Linked DNA regions of Homo sapiens: all the other regions are linked to region 2. A link is a contact called in ENCODE Hi-C or POLR2A ChIA-PET data. All regions are on one chromosome and are shown on one strand. Each heading gives the region's core, a stretch centred on a gene start or an enhancer-like site at or near the end of the contact. The rest is flanking DNA. Distances are from core to core; before and after follow the strand shown.

Evidence for each region. A loop is a pair of places that touch in the nucleus more often than their neighbours do. ChIA-PET counts read pairs that join two places held with the same protein, here RNA polymerase II (POLR2A). Pooled maps may share reads with other maps.
Region 1: a pooled map shows a loop between it and region 2 (6-fold over the local background). The contact joins the promoter of TRIP10 here to the promoter of MCOLN1 in region 2. A Hi-C loop is called at or near these places in 6 of 168 maps with a recorded cell type or tissue (CD4-positive, alpha-beta T cell, CD8-positive, alpha-beta T cell, ascending aorta and 3 more), 2 of 37 single-sample maps with no recorded cell type and 20 of 50 pooled maps.
Region 3: a loop to region 2 is called in a pooled map, with 7 times the contacts of the local background. The contact joins the promoter of RPS28 here to the promoter of MCOLN1 in region 2. A Hi-C loop is called at or near these places in 8 of 50 pooled maps. POLR2A ChIA-PET finds 5 or more read pairs at or near these places in 2 of 52 experiments (HEK293 and WTC11).
Region 4: a pooled map shows a loop between it and region 2 (3-fold over the local background). The contact joins the promoter of CERS4 here to the promoter of MCOLN1 in region 2. A Hi-C loop is called at or near these places in 1 of 37 single-sample maps with no recorded cell type and 4 of 50 pooled maps. POLR2A ChIA-PET finds 5 or more read pairs at or near these places in 1 of 52 experiments (GM12878).

The regions. Positions count from the first base shown.
Region 1 is chr19:6,738,331-6,741,030 of GRCh38, forward strand. It overlaps TRIP10 (thyroid hormone receptor interactor 10), which reads left to right and starts at 1,350. Exons shown (of 15, transcript NM_001288962.2): 1 at 1,350-1,455; 2 at 2,680-2,700. The coding sequence starts at 1,432. RefSeq lists enhancers at 1-675, 755-844, 865-994, 1,444-2,211 and silencers at 1,195-1,474, 1,515-1,604.
Region 2 is chr19:7,521,241-7,523,940 of GRCh38, forward strand. MCOLN1 (mucolipin TRP cation channel 1) reads left to right here and starts at 1,384. Exons shown (of 14, transcript NM_020533.3): 1 at 1,384-1,541. The coding sequence starts at 1,511. It overlaps LOC105372261 (a long non-coding RNA gene), which reads right to left. Exons shown (of 3, transcript XR_936294.3): 2 at 1,602-1,922. RefSeq lists a silencer at 1,418-1,547.
Region 3 is chr19:8,320,082-8,322,781 of GRCh38, forward strand. RPS28 (ribosomal protein S28) reads left to right here and starts at 1,415. Exons shown (of 4, transcript NM_001031.5): 1 at 1,415-1,488; 2 at 1,575-1,622; 3 at 1,872-2,010; 4 at 2,191-2,700. The coding sequence starts at 1,450. The coding sequence ends at 1,994. NDUFA7 (NADH:ubiquinone oxidoreductase subunit A7) reads right to left here and starts at 1,294. Exons shown (of 4, transcript NM_005001.5): 1 at 1,227-1,294; 2 at 776-825. The coding sequence starts at 1,277. It overlaps KANK3 (KN motif and ankyrin repeat domains 3), which reads right to left. Exons shown (of 11, transcript NM_198471.3): 11 at 2,503-2,700. RefSeq lists enhancers at 1-381, 382-1,349, 1,204-1,443, 1,350-2,317, 2,318-2,700.
Region 4 is chr19:8,208,043-8,210,742 of GRCh38, forward strand. It overlaps CERS4 (ceramide synthase 4), which reads left to right and starts at 1,328. Exons shown (of 12, transcript NM_024552.3): 1 at 1,328-1,452; 2 at 2,664-2,700. RefSeq lists a silencer at 1,009-1,928.

The DNA.
Region 1 (2,700 bases), core at 100-2,599, 780 kb before region 2:
TCCCCCACACCACACACTGAGGCTTAATCTCTGGTTTAGGCCACCGATCTGGACTAGCCCTGACTCCAGATTGGACCTGACCCCTTACCGGGTTGCTAATCCTTCTGGTTAAGCCTCTGGCCTCTATCCCCTATCCCCACGGTGGTGCTGACCTGGACTGAACCCCAATTCCAGTTTGAGTCTCTGAGCAGAGGTGAACTCAGAACTTTGCTAGGCTGAGCCCCCATTTGAGACTAGCCACAGAACTCACTGGGTTCAATTGCCCAACTGCAATCAGACATTTTCTAGCTCAGAAGCCACCAGCAGGTGGGGCCAGGTCTCAGCAGAGACATCAGTCCCAGTGTGGGCTCCCAAGGCTCTCCTCCTGGGCTCAGCTGTATCTCTCTGTTCTGGGAGCCTGGGTGCTCTGTGTAAGGGGAACGTATACCCAAGGGCCCCCCTGCAAGACGCCCAGCCTTGTCTGAGGCTGCAGAGAAAGCGCCAAAGCCCGGAGAGAATGGGAGTGGGAATCCCCAGTGCCTCCTCTCCTCTTTCATTCCAGCACCTCAAAGGGATTTACAAGGTGTGAACAGACTTTTATGGGAGAGGTGACAGACTTCCCTTCTCCAGGGCCCAGATGGCCCAGATGTCTGGGGGAGGGGCGGAGTCGGAATCTCAGGGGCAGTACTGAGAATGAAACCAGGTTAAACTGGAAAATGGGCAGATGCAGGCGCGAACTGGAAGGCAGCTGGGGAAAGGCCTGGGCCTGGCGCCCCAAGGACGGCCTGTCTTCAGTTTCCCAGCGGAGACTCTGGGGGAGGGAAGGCAGGATGCGGTGCGGGAGTTAATGGACCTGGCCTTGGCGAAGGCGCGTCCTGGGTTGGATCGAAACCCTCTCATCCGCCCTGTGGCCGGAGGGACCAGACCATTAGTGGGACGAACCTAGACGCCTGGAGCCGGGCCGGCTCGCAAGAACGGGGTGACCTCAGGTTGCCCCTGCAATGGGGTTGAGGAAGGACTTCTTGAGTTTGGGGTTTTAGTGTCTTGGCCCTTTAAGGAATAATTGCGGGGAAAGGGGAAAAGGAGATGGGAAGAACCGTTTGGAGCGGGGAAGGAAGATGAGAGGACGAGAGGGACCCCGGGGATTTGGAAAAAATGGGTGGGGGTTCTTTAAGGGGTCGGTCCAGCGGCGTCGAGTGGCAACGTTGCTTTAAAAGGGGGCGGAGCGTCCGTTGGGCCCCGCCCCCGAATCGCAGTGCTTGGGCTCCGCGCGGGTGGGGGCGTGGCAGAGCGTGCAGGGGGGCGGGGAAGAGTCTGGGGTGGGCGGGGCCGGGCGGGGCGGGGCGGGGCCAGGCGCACCGCCCTCGGCTGAGTCTCCCCGGGGAGGGCGGCGGGCGGCGGGCGGCGGGGACCGGGTGCGGTGGTGGCTGCGGCGGCGGCGGCGGGAGCAGCATGGATTGGGGCACTGAGCTGTGGGTAAGTCCAATCGGCCCGCCTCTAAGTTCCCCTTTGCTGGGGTCCAGGCACCCCCCTTTTGTCCCCAATGTATCTTAGAGGGGGCTCCGCGCCTTTCCCTTCCACCGACCCCTGGGTCCCCGCCCTCCACCCTCCGCTCTCTCTCGAAGTTTATCTGGGAGTCTCAGCACGCTCAGGGGCGAAGGGCGACTTTGCCGGACCGGAGTGGGGAAACTGAGGCACAGGGTTGCGAATGAGGCGGGCAGAAGGAATCCTGGGGCCAGGCCGGGGCGGCTGAGAGAGGTCACCTATTTTGGGCGCCCTGGCCGGGCAGGCGGCTTATCTTACGGCCCCTGGGTCCCTGCCCGTCGTCCGCCTGTCCGGCTAGGAGGGGGGAGGGGACCCTCTGGTCACCCTCATCCCCACCCACGTGGGACCTAGAAGTCCTGACCGCCCTTTCCCTCGCCTTTAATCAACACCTAGGGGCTGGGGACGCTCATGGAGGGGAAGGGGGATGCTAAGCTCGGCCTGATCCCCCTCCCTGGCTTCCCCCTGCTCACCCCAGGCCCAGGGCGGGACCGCCCCCTGGTCGCCTATAACCTCAGCCCTGGAAGCCCCAGAAATTTCCCCCTATCCTAGCCGGACCTCTGACCCCTCCCCTTGCTGGGGGCGGTGGAATCCCTGAGTTCTTAGTGCAGCGGGGGTAACCAGACTGCCACCCCCTCCTCCAATTCTGCGATTTCTTTTGGATGTGTAGTGGGGTCAGTGGGGTAAATTGAGTCACCCATCGGGGGATCCCTGGAAGCAGGGAGATTCAGGGAACCTGGTGCCTGCCCCCTGGCCACTCAGGGGCCCCCAGTCTGCCAGGAACCCTGCCCCTCTGGCCTTGACTCACGCCGGGCCGGCCGGATTTTCCGGAATCCGGGGGGATTAGGGGAGCCCGAGCTGGGGGAGTGGCCCTGTCCCCTTCCACGCCCCTCTTGGCGGTCCTATGTCGGAGACCTCCATCTCCCGGCCGGGGTGGCTGGGGCCTGGGCGCTGTTCTCCGGCCCTTCCCGGGAAGGGGAGGGGGTTCCCGCCAGTTTCCTGCCTCCCCCCGCGCCACGCCGGGGCGGCGCCGGGAAGCCACTCCTTCTAGGAGCGCAGAGCCTTGGCCCTCCCTGGGAGTCTGGTCGGCGGGCTGTGGGGTCCCAAAATCGTGACCCCGGCCCCTCTCCCCTCCTCCCCCACCATGTCCCATGTCAGGATCAGTTCGAGGTGCTCGAG
Region 2 (2,700 bases), core at 134-2,633:
GCTCTTCAAAGCCCATACAGTAGGTATACAAGTGGACAAAAAAAGTTGCTCATTTATGCAATCAACAAACATCTCTGGATTGCTGGGGTCTCAGCAGGGAACAAGATAAATATGGCCTCGACCTGCATGGAGCTCATAGATACTAAATTCAGAATACTTAAAAAATAATTACGGGGTATAGTACATTCTAGGAGAAGCATAACAAGACTTCTGATATAAATGGCAGGCAGCTTTCTCAATGAAGGATTTTGTAATCCCAATAATCACTAATTTAATAATCAGTACTGTTTGCCCAGCCTTATGCGATAGTTTTTGCATTCTCTCATTTAATCCTCTCAACAGCCCCAGTAGGTAGATGACTTTGAATATCCCCATTTTGCAAATGAGAAAATTGAGGCACATTTTTTTTTTTTTTTTTAGACAGTCTTGCTCTGTTGCCCAGGCTGGAGTGCAGTGGTGTGATCATAGCTCACTGCAGCCTCGACCTCCTGGGCTCAAGCGATCCTCCCACCTTAGCCTCCCGAGTAGCTGGGATTGCCGGTGCATGCCACCGCCCACTGCGCTCAGCTTGGAGTTGAAGGGACTCTGGAAGATGTAGAAGTGGCATTGTCAGTGCCTAGATTTAAATCCCAATTGCCCTCCAGGGTCCAAATTCTTAACCATTACGCTCCAGGGCAAAAGTATGCAAAGGCTCTGGGGCTATAGAAAGATGAGCTTTGGATGGAGGTAGGAGCCAGATCAGAGGGCCCTGATAGACGAGAGTGGGGACTCTGCCTGTCATTACAGAGCAATGGGAAGCCGAGGGCAGGTTCTCGCAGGAAGGATAGGAATTATTCTTTGAAGATGCTTGTGGCTGCTGGGTAGAGAGTGGAGTGGAGGGAGGCTGAGATCGGGGAGGAGGTTGCTGCAAAGATCCAGGCCAGGAATGTTGGAAGACTCTGGGCTGGGGGCCATGGGGTGGGGATAAGTGGTTCTATTTGATACATAATTAGGAAATCGTGTTTGCTGAAGATGCGCAGGAGAAGGGTAAAAGGAGTTTCTGGGAGAAAGAGGAAGACAGCGTTGAGATAGTAGGCAGGGTCATCACCAGGCACCAAGGAGGATAAGGGGTCAAGCTCTGGACATGGAAGTCACAAGCCTGGCACCGGATTCGGGGCATGGCCGGGAGCCAGGGCAGAGCTCGTCGTTGCCAAACTCAGAGTCAGCCCATCCCCCGCCACCCAGAGCGCGTCGGCGCTAGGACCTAGCGACTGCCTTCGACCCAGAGGGCGCCGGCAGAGGCACGCATGCGCGCTGTTCCGGCAGGGGTTGTCGTGGCGCAGGGGGCGGGACCAGAGGCGGTCACGTGAGGGGCTCTGGGCTACCGGGTCACGTGACCGAGGCACAGATCAGCTGATGCCGGAGGGTTTGAAGCCGCGCCGCGAGGGAGCGAGGTCGCAGTGACAGCGGCGGGCGATCGGACCCAGGCTGCCCCGCCGTACCCGCCTGCGTCCCGCGCTCCCGCCCCAGCATGACAGCCCCGGCGGGTCCGCGCGGCTCAGGTGAGGGCGCGGGCGGCACCGTGGGGCCCCGAACTCAGGCGGGCGGGCTGTGTCTCCCACCTGGGGCGGCGGAGCTCCTAGTCTCTTTTTTTCTAAGCTCCAGCGCTGACTTTTCACGGTGGAGAAAAGGGCAGACGGCTCCTAGAACTTGGGCGGCGGGTGGGCACCAGCCTCTCCAATTCTTCCTCCTGAACCCAGGCTCTGCTGGGTTCCCAAACTCAGGCAGGGATCGCGCCGGGCCGCCAGCTTCTCCCTCTGGGGCGGCGAGGTTCCTGGGATTCCCACTGGGAGCCTAGGTTCCGATTGCTCAACTTCGTCTGGAACTCAGACAGCGGGCACCAGCTTCTCCAACCCGCACGTGAGACTCCCAGGCTTCCCCTCCTGATTCCAGGGGACAAATGCTCAGCTTCCCTAAGCTCAAGCCTGGAGAGCTGGAGGGATTGCCCCCAGGCGATTAACTCAGTTTTAGCTTTCCAAACCGCTGGAAGCGCAGCCTTCTTAAATTCGGGCTTCTAGCCAATTCTGATGCCACCCCTCCTCGGGGAGGCTGGAGGAAGACCCCTTGTGTTAGCTTCCCCTTCTGGAGCTAGCTGGGGACCCCTACCTGATAGATGTCCCGGTGTCCCAGCTAGTAGGGTCTGGGGTGGGTTAGCTGTAATCTCAGCTCTGTAAGCGGGCCCTGCCCTCTGGCTTTGTCGTAAACAGCCACAGCAGCATCTCATTGCAAAGGGAGGGGCCGGGAACTTGTCCCTCTCTGCAAGGGAGGTTCTGACAGTGCACACATTTATCCTGACTGCTTTGCTAGGCAGGAGGCCAGGCCCTAGAAAGCAGCACGGGGCCAGGCCCTAGAAAGCACATCCCCATGGGGGTGTGACAGGGACAGTTTTGGGCTACTGTGACTGGTTTTGACTCCAGCAGTTGCTGAAAGCTTAGATCTAACCATTAGGCTGGAAAAAAATAAACAGTGATTAGAACAGCTTGTGTTTGCTGAAGAGGTCTTTATCTGCTGTGTCTCACTGAATTCTCAGAGCAGCTTCAGGATCTCAACCTCAAGGCTCAGGGAGAGGGTGGACTTTTTTTTTTTTTAATAAACTTTTTTTTGTTGCCCAGGCTGTAGTGCAGTGGCATAATCCTAGCTCATTGTAACATCGAACTCCTG
Region 3 (2,700 bases), core at 165-2,664, 800 kb after region 2:
CTGACCTCGTGATCCGCCTGCCTCAGCCTCCCCAAGTGCTGGGATCACAAGCGTGAGCCACCGCGCCCGGTCAGAATGTTTTTTCAATAATTATTCTTTGAATGGGTCCTTCCCATCATTCAGGGGACTCAACTGTCAATTTCCAAAGAAAGATCTTTCCCAATCATCTGACTTTACGTAGCCACCCTCCAGCTTCCACTTATTTTGTTTTGTCTTCAAAGCATTCCAGAACAATACTACCTGCTGTGTTTGTTTCCCTACTATGCTTCTCCCTAGAATGTGGCGTCCATGAAAGAATGTGGATAAGAACTTTCCTGGTTCACAAAGTTAAACCCAAGGCTGAGGTCATACATGACGGGGGCTTGTAAATATCAACTAATATTTTAATATAAATGAGTCTGAAATCAGGACACTTCTGGGTTCAAGTCCCCGCTGCCACTTTTTAGCTTCTGAGTGACTTGAGGCAAATGATTTCGCCTCTCTGGACCTCTTTTTTCATCTGTAGCTTGGGGATAACACTGACTAACATGGCCACGCTGAGCACTGCAAATCTAGCCTGATTGCCAGTCAGAATGCACGCCCGGCCTCGCTGTTTCAGGAGGGCTGTCCTCCGGAGTTCAGCAAGGTTAAAGGCAAACCTCTGCCTCCACAGCCTGGCAGGGGACTGGTGGCAGGATGTCAGCCCTCCGTTTCAGGGGTCTAAAGGAACACAGATTTCGTTTTTGGTGGAGAAAGGACAGAGCCAGAGGCTGGGCAGCGAGCGGGGCCTGCTCACCGCTTGGAGATCTCCTGGTAGCGTAGCTGCAGCTTCCCCTGCAGGTCATGCTGTGGGAAGAGGAGAGGAGAGGTCGGCCTGCAAGGCACCCCAGGAGAGAGGAAAGGAGAGGGCAAGGGACCAGGGATGGTCCGGGGATGCGCATTTTAAGGGAAGGCAGGGGATGAACACTCGGGGAAACGGATGTGGGTCCTGCAGGTGAAGAGCAAAGCCAGAGTCCGGGCCCACAGATCCAAGGCTAAGAAGGTCGGGGACTGGGGAAATCCCAGGCCTGAGTGGTTCCCAGGCCAGGAGAGGGTCCCGGGCTGAAGGGGTGACTAGCTGGGGGTTCCCAGGGAGATTCGGGGAGAGCGAAGGGTCCCGGCTTAGGAGGGAGGTGAGGAGCAGGAGCGGGTCCCGGACACACGGAGCCCGAAGCCCCCCATGGTGCAGCCCTGTCCGCCCCGCGCACCCCGGACGCCCAGTTCCGCAGCCGCTGGATGAGACGGGTGGCGGACGCCATCTTCCGTCCGCGATACTGAAGGGCGCAGCCGGTGACGTCTCCACCGCTGGGGCTGCTGGGAAAGACGCGGCGTGGTATCGCGAGACGGGAGTGGGCGGTGCTAGAACGTCCTATAAAGGCTCTCCCCGAAGCACGTGACTCCTCTCCGCCAGACCGCCGCCGCGCCGCCATCATGGACACCAGCCGTGTGCAGCCTATCAAGCTGGCCAGGGTGAGGTGGGGGCCCGAATTTGGGGGCAGGGGGAGGGATTAGAGGAGCCAAACGGGCCGGGTCTGAACCCAGCTTCTTTCCTCCAGGTCACCAAGGTCCTGGGCAGGACCGGTTCTCAGGGACAGTGCACGCAGGTAATCGGGTGGGGGCATTTGGCCGACTGCCGGCGACCTAAACCCTGATGTGACCTCTACCCTGCCCTAACCCCTGCCAGCCGGAATCCGGGAGCCGATTCTCATTTCATCACGGGGTTCTGATGGTTCCCTTTAACGATCTGTATTCTGGCCCCGACACGTTCTCTGAATTCATATCTGCTTCCCACTCCGCGGTGCCTTTCCGCGGCCCGCCCTTACTTCTTCCTCCACTCCGGTGGGGACCCGTAGGTGCGCGTGGAATTCATGGACGACACGAGCCGATCCATCATCCGCAATGTAAAAGGCCCCGTGCGCGAGGGCGACGTGCTCACCCTTTTGGAGTCAGAGCGAGAAGCCCGGAGGTTGCGCTGAGCTTGGCTGCTCGCTGGTGGGTGCAAAGAGGACACCCCTTTGATAGACCTTTGGTTGGTGGTAGGGAGGCTTCGTTAAGCCCAGGGTGAGAGGGTTTGGGAGGCAGAGTCTACATACAGAGACTGACAAGAGGGAGGCGGGAGTTTGCCAATTGCTGCGGGGCCTGTCAACATCTCATGTTTGGGTCTGTTTACAGGGTCTTGGATGTCGGGTTCGACCACTTGGCCGATGGGAATGGTCTGTCACAGTCTGCTCCTTTTTTTTGTCCGCCACACGTAACTGAGATGCTCCTTTAAATAAAGCGTTTGTGTTTCAAGTTAACTCAGGTTCTTGTCTGGGTTATACGACTAGGGTTTCTCCAGGTTTCTTGAGTGGCTCCCAGGCGGTCACCGATCCTCCGCACTCTGGAAATCCTGGCCGTGCGGTCTTGCCAAACGAAGCTTTTCCTTTTTGAGGCGGGGGGTCGTGTTTGTCGATTGCACCCTCTACCCCAAACAAAACACAAGCGTAGTAGGAATGTTTTATTAGCAAAGAAGTTTCAGAGAGTGGGTGGATCAGGGCTCTATCACTTGGTCCCCACCTCACCTTGGTGGGGCCAGAGTGAGCCCCTTCCTGCCACAGTCACCCCAACTGAAATTGCCTTTCTCTTCGGCCAGTGTTAGCCTCTGAGCAGGGGACCCTGGACCCTTCTGTGCGCCAAAGGCTG
Region 4 (2,700 bases), core at 78-2,577, 690 kb after region 2:
CATTGCAGTCCAGCCCGGGCCACAATGCAAGACTCCGTCTCAAAAAAAAAAAAAGAAAAAGAAAAAAGAAAAGAGAAACAGTGTAGCAGAGGGAAGGCCAAGTGCAAACGCCAGGAGTCTGAACTTGGAGGGACAGGTTCTTCCACACTTGCAACAGAGGTCTCCTGCCTCCCTGACCGCCCCGCCCCCCGCGCCCCTGTCTGTGTGAGGAAATCAAATCTCAGCTTGCCTAGGGCCCTGTGGCAGGGAGGCCCCAACTTCACCCCATGGGTCTTGGGTCTGCTGAGCTGAGTCAGAGAAAGGTTTATTATCCCCATTTTACAGAGGCTTATTGTCCAAAGGCGAAGCCACTTGCCCAGAGTACATGCGGTGGGCCAGCGACTATGAAAACCCCTGGGGCTGTCCTCTGTTCAGGGATCGCCCAGGCTCCCTGCCCCTGCGCGCTGCTGAGACTGGGTCATTTTCGGTTCTACCAGGCAAGCGGGGGACCCAGCCCCCACTGCTGCTGCCCTCAGCCAAAACCAGGGCTGCGCCACCACCCACCCGGCCTATCTCCCATCTTATCTCCCCAGCTCTGTCGCCTGACCCCTGCACCCCACCAAATCGCAGCCTTTGCCCGGTGCCCTCACCGCCTCGGTTGGCCCCCGCGCGCGCCTCGGGCGAACCCCTGGACTGGCCCTCCAACAGGGCCCCAGACTCGGGGTACCCAGGGTGGCCGCTGAGGCCTGGAGAAATCTGGGCCTCCCCTGTGCACCATCCAACTGCGCGCCCCAGAGGCTCAGGGCGCCCCGGGAGTGTGGGGGTGTGGACAGATGAGCAGAGCCAGAGCATCTCGGGCAGAAGAGGGGACCTGGGAGGGGGCCGGGGAGACAGACAGCGAACAGGGGTGAAGCCGGGGCCGGACGGAGCGCGCAGCGGACAATACTGGGTTCAAAGGGGAGAGATAAGGCGCAGACTAGAAACGCTAGGCTGGACCCGGGCCAGGCGCGCCGCGGGGCAGAGATGGGCGGAGCGGGAACGGGGGCGGGGGCGAGAATGGGGGGGCGGGGACGGGGGCGGGGATGGGGTGCGGGTGCGGGGTCGGGGGCCAGGGAGAGGCCTAGTTGCGTCGAGGGGGGCAAGCGCCTGGAGGACCCGGCGCCCGCTCCAGGCCCTGCCCCTCCAAGTCCCCCGCCCCGCGCCAGGCCCCGCCTCTCCAGGGCCCCAGCCCCGCGCCAGGCCCCACCGTTCCGGGGCGCGTGCCCCGCCCAGGCCCCGCCCCCACGGCCCCGCCCCGGGCTCCCCCCACTCAAGCCTTTTTTCCCCTGCTGGGGGCCGAGGCCCGGCCAGGAGCAGAGTCCGGCTGCCTGGGGCGGGCGGCGCGTGTCTGCAGCTGCTCCGGGTAGCCCGCTAGGCGCGCCGTCCCCAGCCCCGCCGCCGGCCCTCGGTGCGCCCGGCCGCCTGCACCCCCAGGTAAGCGAGCACCCCGCGCCGCGAACACCGCCCCGAACGCCACCCTCACGGCGGTCCCCGGCCCCGCCTCCGCGGCCATGGCGGCCCCAGCCCGGCCCCCACTCGCAGCTGGGCTCCAGCCCCCATCACCCCGCCGGGGACTGTCCCCCTCGGGGCTTCCCATCATGGCCGTCTCCCCGAGCTATCCGCGCTCCCCCACGAGGGCCGGGGCGCAACGGGTGCCCGAGGACGCGGCTGTGAAACGGGCTGGAGCGAGTAGGGGCGATCCTGGCCTCGTGACGCGGGGGAATCCGGATGTGTGAGCCGGGGGAGCGCCCCGTTTCCCCGACGTGCCAGGGCTGGGGACGCAGCTGGGGCCCTGGCCTCGGAGTCCGCAGCCCGGCCGCGTAGACGGCTTCTGAGAACCGCTTAAACACGTCATTCCAAGCCCGAGCTAACCCATCAGGCGGCCGGGGTGAGGTGGAGGTGCCCAGGCGGGGATAATGTCATTTGGCCTGGTTGGACCAGCCAGCGAGGGCTTTTTAGGCCCAGGGCCTAGCCGGGAGTGTGTGCGGAGCAGAAAAGAGGCCAGCCTGGCTGAAACGCGGAGAGGGAGGGTCTGAGGTGGAGAGAGGTTGGCCGGGGCCTGGGAAGCGGCGAGGAGAGTGTGGAACCCGTTCTCGGGGCGGTGGGGACCAGGGAGGCTTGGAACAGCAGGTGCATGGCGTGATCGGATTGTGTCTTAAGAACATCCCGTAGCCGCTGTGGGTAGGAGAGATGGGGATACTTGGAAGGGGGCTTCTGGCTTGACCTGGCTGGAAGGTGTGATAGGAAGTGGGTGAACTGAAAATTCGCTTTGGCAGAGTAACATCGTCTAATTCTGTCTGTTTGCAAGTGGAGCGTGGGGGACCGATGTTTCTCCTGGGTAGTTAGGAGTATATAGAAGAGGCTTTCATTGCTGGGTTGGGAGACTTGAGGAGAAGCTGCTCTGGGGGACACAGGAAGGTGGGCAGGGGGAGAGGCTGTTGTGGTTTGCAAAACCTACCAGATGGGGGAATGCTCCCATCGACTCCAGTCTGAGCTCAGGCAAGGTCTCAGGCATCTGAGCGCAGAGGCCAGGGTGACCCCACTGGGGCGACCTGGGTCTGTTATATGGGGATAGGGTTCCTGGACTGTGGAATTGTCTTTGAAGCCCTCGGCCTCCCCCAGCCTCAAATGGGTCTGCCTTCCAGGAGCAGCTGCTGTGAATAAACACAGAAGTGGAGCTGG